Linked DNA regions of Homo sapiens: region 1 is linked to region 2. Evidence: read pairs that join two places in POLR2A ChIA-PET (ENCODE). Cell type or tissue: endothelial cell of umbilical vein. All regions are shown on one strand. Links, peaks and the distances in the headings refer to the core of each region. The heading gives the core; the rest is flanking DNA. Region 1 overlaps CD109 (CD109 molecule). Region 2 overlaps SLC17A5 (solute carrier family 17 member 5).

What was found. Peaks named below come from ENCODE experiments on the same cell type or tissue, not always from the same donor. Only the 100,000 strongest peaks of a DNase experiment are listed, where the experiment ranks them.
Region 1: POLR2A ChIA-PET joins it to region 2 with 8 read pairs; 10 of 35 experiments call an interaction of 5 or more read pairs at or near these places.

Annotation. Positions count from the first base shown.
Region 1 is chr6:73,729,475-73,732,395 of GRCh38, reverse strand. CD109 (CD109 molecule) reads right to left here. Exons shown (of 33, transcript NM_133493.5): 4 at 1,822-2,052. Among named protein-coding and RNA genes, the nearest start is that of CD109, 35 kb to the right of the region's middle. In endothelial cell of umbilical vein, for the core only: no CTCF peak of the experiment used is centred there; no DNase peak of the experiment used is centred there.
Region 2 is chr6:73,643,611-73,646,531 of GRCh38, reverse strand. SLC17A5 (solute carrier family 17 member 5) reads left to right here. Exons shown (of 11, transcript NM_012434.5): 2 at 1,929-2,125. Among named protein-coding and RNA genes, the nearest start is that of SLC17A5, 8.9 kb to the left of the region's middle. RefSeq lists enhancers at 1,683-1,852, 2,816-2,921. In endothelial cell of umbilical vein, for the core only: no CTCF peak of the experiment used is centred there; no DNase peak of the experiment used is centred there; H3K4me3 peaks cover 686 bases; H3K27ac peaks cover 290 bases.

The DNA.
Region 1 (2,921 bases), core at 258-2,757, 86 kb before region 2:
TTCAAGCAATATGCATTGAACACCATGGCAACAAATGTGATACTGGCTACAAATATATCTTGGCTCAAAGTTAAATGTATACATGTTTATTTGATTGGGTTTTGTTGTTTTAATTTATAACAACAAATAAACTAAGAATAGGAAGATACCAAACTAAAAGGCCTACTTTACCTTCCACACTATGTTATTCATTAGAATATCTGGAGTAACCAATGTCCTGAGACTAAGGAGGTTCCCAGGACCAGAGACTTTTCAGTTTTAAAATCAGAGGCATCCCAGGCAGACTGGGATGTTAGTCACCCTATTTCCAAGTAATGATCAAATGTCCAGTGTTCTTCTCCGTTTAAATACAGAAAACCAGGCCCAGCTGGATCTCAGTTGTCTTCAACTTGATTCTCACAGGAAAGCACTCAGTGTGCTAACCACAGTGCCTCCAAATCATCAGAGTATTAAGCAGCAGAGACAAAACTACTACCTTTCAAAAGGGGTTCCTAAAATAATAATAATGGCTAACGTTTAGTGAGCATGTACTATGTGCCAGACACAGTTCTAAATGGTTTACTTGAATTATCTCACTTAAGCCTCATAAAAACCTTTTGAGGTTTTATTATTACATATTTTCTAGATAAGGAAACTGAGGTTCTAGAAGGTTAATAAATTTACCCAGGATCACACAGCTAGCATCTAGCATCTATTCTTCTTAGAGCTGACAGTGATCCTTTTAAGATGTTAAGTTAGATTACATCAAGTCTTGCCTCAGAATTCTCCAGTGAATTCTCACTTCACTTAGCATAAGTTTCAAAGTCCCTATCATGGCCAATAAGGCCCTGCATGAGCCCCACCCTAACCCACCTACTTGTATAGGACCTCATGTCCTAGCACCTGTCCCCTCGCCCCGGGGCTCCAGCACACTGCCAGCTTGTTGTTCCTCCAATGCGCCAAACAAGCTCCCCCTCAGGGCCTTTCCATGTGCTTCCCCCTCTGTATGGGCTTATTTTCTTTTACTGCCTTTGGCTCTCTGCTCAAATCAGTCTTCCCAGACAACCCTAGAGAAAGCAACAAACATGCTGGGCGCAGTGGCTCACGCCTATAATCCCAGCATCTTTGGGAGGCTGAGGTGGGTGGATCACGAGGTCAGCCTGACCAACATGGTGAAACCCCGTCTCTACTAAAAATTCAAATTTAGGCAGACGTGGTGGCACATGCCTATAATCCCAGCTACTCAGGAGGCTGAGGCAGGAGAATCGCTTGAACCAAGGAGGCGGAGGTTGCAGTGAGCCAAGATCGTGCCATTGCACTCCAGCCTGGGCAACAAGAGTGAAACTCCATCTCAAAAAAAAAAAAGAAAGAAAGAAAATAGCAAACACAAACTCTCTGTCTCTCACTCCCTTTTTCTCTCTCATACACACACACAAATACATACATATCTGTCCCTTTATAAATATATATTTGTATGTTTATTTATTATGTCTGTCTCCTACTACCCACTGAAAAATAAACTCAGTGTCAGCAGGGACTTAATCTCTTCTGTTCACTGCCCTATCGCTGTGCCTGGAACACAGAAGTTTAATAAATGTTTGACAACTGTATAAATCAATGAAGACCCCAGGCCTGGAACTCAAGCAGGTTGACTCTAGAGGCTGAGCTCTTAACCCAGTGCATGCACCACCTTCTTTCCTATTAGAGGAGTTCCATGTTGGGAGGGAAGCTTATCTTAGGTGAATTCTAAAATATTCCAGTGTCAGTAACACAAGCAGAACTTCCCAGAGGGGTTTAGTAAGATGGCTAGAATTCCTTGCTTCATTTCTGTCTGGCACTTACCTTAATGAGAATGTTTAAAGAGGTTTTGTAAGGCTTAAAATCTGAGAAGAGTGTAACAATGCGAAACTTCACTTCTTGCTTTGGCTTGTATAAGGCCTTGTCTGTTTGAATGAAGACAGATATTCTCTTGGTCTCAAATGATAAGCGGGTACTATTAGAGAATAAAATCTCATCCTGGGTACGTCCGGTTACACGTAGCTCATAAATCTCATCTGCACTGTTCAGAGGTAGCTGGGGGGAAAAAGAGATCACACATCAAGGTCTCATTATTTTACCTCAAAAATGTTTTAATTGCAAGTTAGAATAAAAAAAGTAAATACACAGTATTATCAAAAGTAACTGCGATGTTGAAAATTTGCCCCTCCCAGGCATCAGAGTTAATTTGTTTTCCCTCTTTTAACTTCCTGCAGTTTGCTCTCCAGTTACATCACAGGGCTCCTGGAATGGGGGACACATAGCCCACTGCTCTCCCTCAGCAGGAGTCACCTTGCCATTTCCTATTCCAAGTGCAAATTCATCCTCCCTAACAGTTATTGCAGGTCAGAATATCTAACATCCTTCAACCTTCTTTTCCACGCTCACCCTATTTGAGGCAGTCAGCTGATGAAAGGCTCTTCTGCACAAAATTTGTTTCTTGCTATATTCTCTCAACCTGTTTTCTGAGATGCATTCTCCTAATGCATCTTGCGCATATGTGTCATAGTCTTGGTAGGGATGATGATGCTGCTACTTCTACTACTACTATTAATAACAGAAATCCTTCCCAGGCACGTTAACTCACACCTGTAATCCCAGCACTTTGGGAGACCAAGGCAGGCAGATCACCTGAGGTCAGGAGTTTGAGACCAGCCTGGCCAACATGGTGAAACCCCATCTCTACTAAAACTACAAAAATCACCCAGGTGTGGTGGCATGCGCCTGTAGTCCCAGCTACTCCGGGAGGCTGAGGCAGGAGAATCGCTTGAACATGGAGGTTGCAGTGAGCCGAGATCGTGCCACTGCACTCCAGCCTGGGCAACAGAGCGAGAATTTGTCTCAAAATAATAATAATAATAATAATAATAATAATAATAATAATAATAACAATAGAAGTCCTACCT
Region 2 (2,921 bases), core at 109-2,608:
TTCAGTTCTTACAGATCTGGATCTAACTATGGTAGTGGTACCATAAATTTCATAGCTGTACCCCTGAAGAAAGGATTTAAGAATGCCAAATGAAAAGTTTCCTGTTAAAAGAAGTTAATCTTACACAGGGAAAAAAAAATAATAGCAGTTGTTAAACATAGGAGGGCATACAGAAAAGTGAGTTGGATCATAATATATTAATATAAACCTAAGTATAGTTGTGCATATTCATTAATGTTTCAGTCTAAATCAGTTCATCTGAGCCAGTATCAAGACTTTTGTATTCTGTAAAATATATTCTCTCCTTTGATGCTAGGTTAATGAAAACACCAGGATTCTTAAGTAGGGGAAAAACATACACACATTTATATGATGTTGATGTGTCATTACCAAATAAAAGCACACATATTTTCATTTAATTTTAATATGTCATTGCTTAATGAAATACATGTTTATATCTTTAAAGAGGTATTTATCAGCCACTCAGAGTTTACTAAACTTAAAGATGTTCAGACTCTGGATTAGCTAATTTCTCTTTGTTACTAAGAGGTTGATTATCCTTAGTCAGCATCCTGAATCCTATCCCTCTCCAATTCTGCAACTCAATAAAAGAAGAAAAAAGAGAAACTATGCATAAGCCCACAGTTAGAGTAATAAATAGGTCAAACTCCTCCTCTCACATGATCCTTTTATTGGTTCCTCCAACCTACTCTGCATTCTTTTTTTTTTTTTTTTTTTTTTTGAGACGGAGTCTCTGTCTCTGTCGCCCAGGCTGGAGTGCAGTGGCGCGATCTCCTCTCGCTGCAAGCTCCGCCTCCCGGGTTCACGCCATTCTCCTGCCTCAGCCTCCCGAGTAGCTGGGACTACAGGCGCCCGCGACCACGCCCGGCTAATTTTTTGTATTTTTAGTAGAGACGGGGTTTCACCGAGTTAGCCAGGATGGTCTCGATCTCCTGACCTCAGGTGATCCGCCCGCCTCGGCTTCCCAAAGTGCTGGGATTACAGGCGTGAGCCACTGTGCCCGGCATCCTTTTTTTTTAATCATGGTGGTACATTCACTGATTTCCCTTTTTACTGTGAGCCCTTTACGCTTGATAACTACTGAGCAACTGTCACAGATGCTGCAACTGTCATAGGTTCTGCAAGTTTGCTTCTAGATTCTTAAATGCATTTAGTTTACGATGGCTTTAAGTATTAATCATGGCTTCTGATTCAAACCCAGCCTTTGAGGATACTCTTCGAGGTAAGAAATTTATCAAGAGAAATTTCATGCCCTACCCTTGGCAGTAAATTTTTTTTGCTATGCTACATTTAACAATGAGATGGCTACTAACTCATAATCAGTAATATATCATGTCATTGTAAGTACTCAAGTACTTATTGACCATGTTTCAGATAGTTTTTCAGAAATAGTAATGCCATTAAACCTCCTTACCTGCTTTTCTCATGCCGTATATCTTTGCCAGCTGACAAGGAGTAGGGGTTCAGTTTGAATCTGGAATAGATCTTTTTCTCAGCAAAGGTGATAAAACTACTACCTCCATGTTTTAATGAACTTTTTTATAGTTCAGGCTCTCATGTGTGAAATTTTTACCAAAACTACAGATATGAGAAACAGCTAATCTTTGACAAATGTTTCTTAGATTTGCTTAATCTAAGAATATTCTTTAACATTTTTTCATAATTATTTTTGTACTTTTAAAAAGCAACCTTTTTCATTATTTAGACAATATCATGTAATTAACTTTTTTAATTAAAGCAGCCGGGTATGGTGGCCAATGCCTATAATCACAGCACTTTGGGAGGCTGAGGTGGGTGGATGGCTTGAGCCCAGGAGTTCAAGACCAGCCTAAGCAACATGGCAAAACCCTGTCTCTAAAAATAAAAATTTAAAAATAAATAAAAATTTTCCCCAATCTTTATTTCAGCTCCAGTGTGCTGCTCTGCTCGTTACAACTTAGCAATTTTGGCCTTTTTTGGTTTCTTCATTGTGTATGCATTACGTGTGAATCTGAGTGTTGCGTTAGTGGATATGGTAGATTCAAATACAACTTTAGAAGATAATAGAACTTCCAAGGCGTGTCCAGAGCATTCTGCTCCCATAAAAGTTCATCATAATCAAACGGTAGGTGCTATTTTTTAAGGAAACAATTTTAATTATCCTAAAATACTTGCAAGTAAAAATATTAAAAGGTCTTTTTTCATCCTACAGAAACTATACTTTGTTTGTGTATACTCTGAATCACTTTCTTTTTGTGTTTTCCCAGGAACTGATTGGGCAATAACTTGTAACTATAGCTACTACTGCTATGCCGTAATACACCTTCATCTGTTTGAAAAGTAGTTCTTCCATTCCCTCTATAAACATACCATGCTTAAAGAAAATTTGGAAAAACCTGTTTTATATAACAGAAAATTAAACTGTTTTAAATTTTCTAAATAGCTTTTATAGGAGTATTATTTATAACCCTATATCACTTATAGAGTTACAGCTGCAAGAGAGTTTAGGTAATCTCAGTTGCAAGATGAAAAACAAGAACTGGCCAGTTTCTTAGGACATTCTTTTCTGAATGTACACATGCCCAACCTAAGCCACATAAGTCATTTTGCCTGCCTTATGTTATAGTGGTATTAATAAATGTGTATTCATCATTTGTTTATAATTAAGTTATATATACTTCATTTTATGTTGCTTATCACACGAGGAGATAGTACAGAAAGAAAAGCTAGTATTCTTTTTAGAAGTACATTTGCAGGCTGGGTGCAGTGACTCATGCCTGTAATCCCAGCACTTTAGGAGGCTGAGGCAGGTGGATCACCTGAGGTGAGTAGTTCGAGACCAGCCTGGCCAACACGGTGAAACCCTGTCTTTACTAAAAATACAAAAATTAGCTGGGCGTGGTAGCACACACCTATAATCC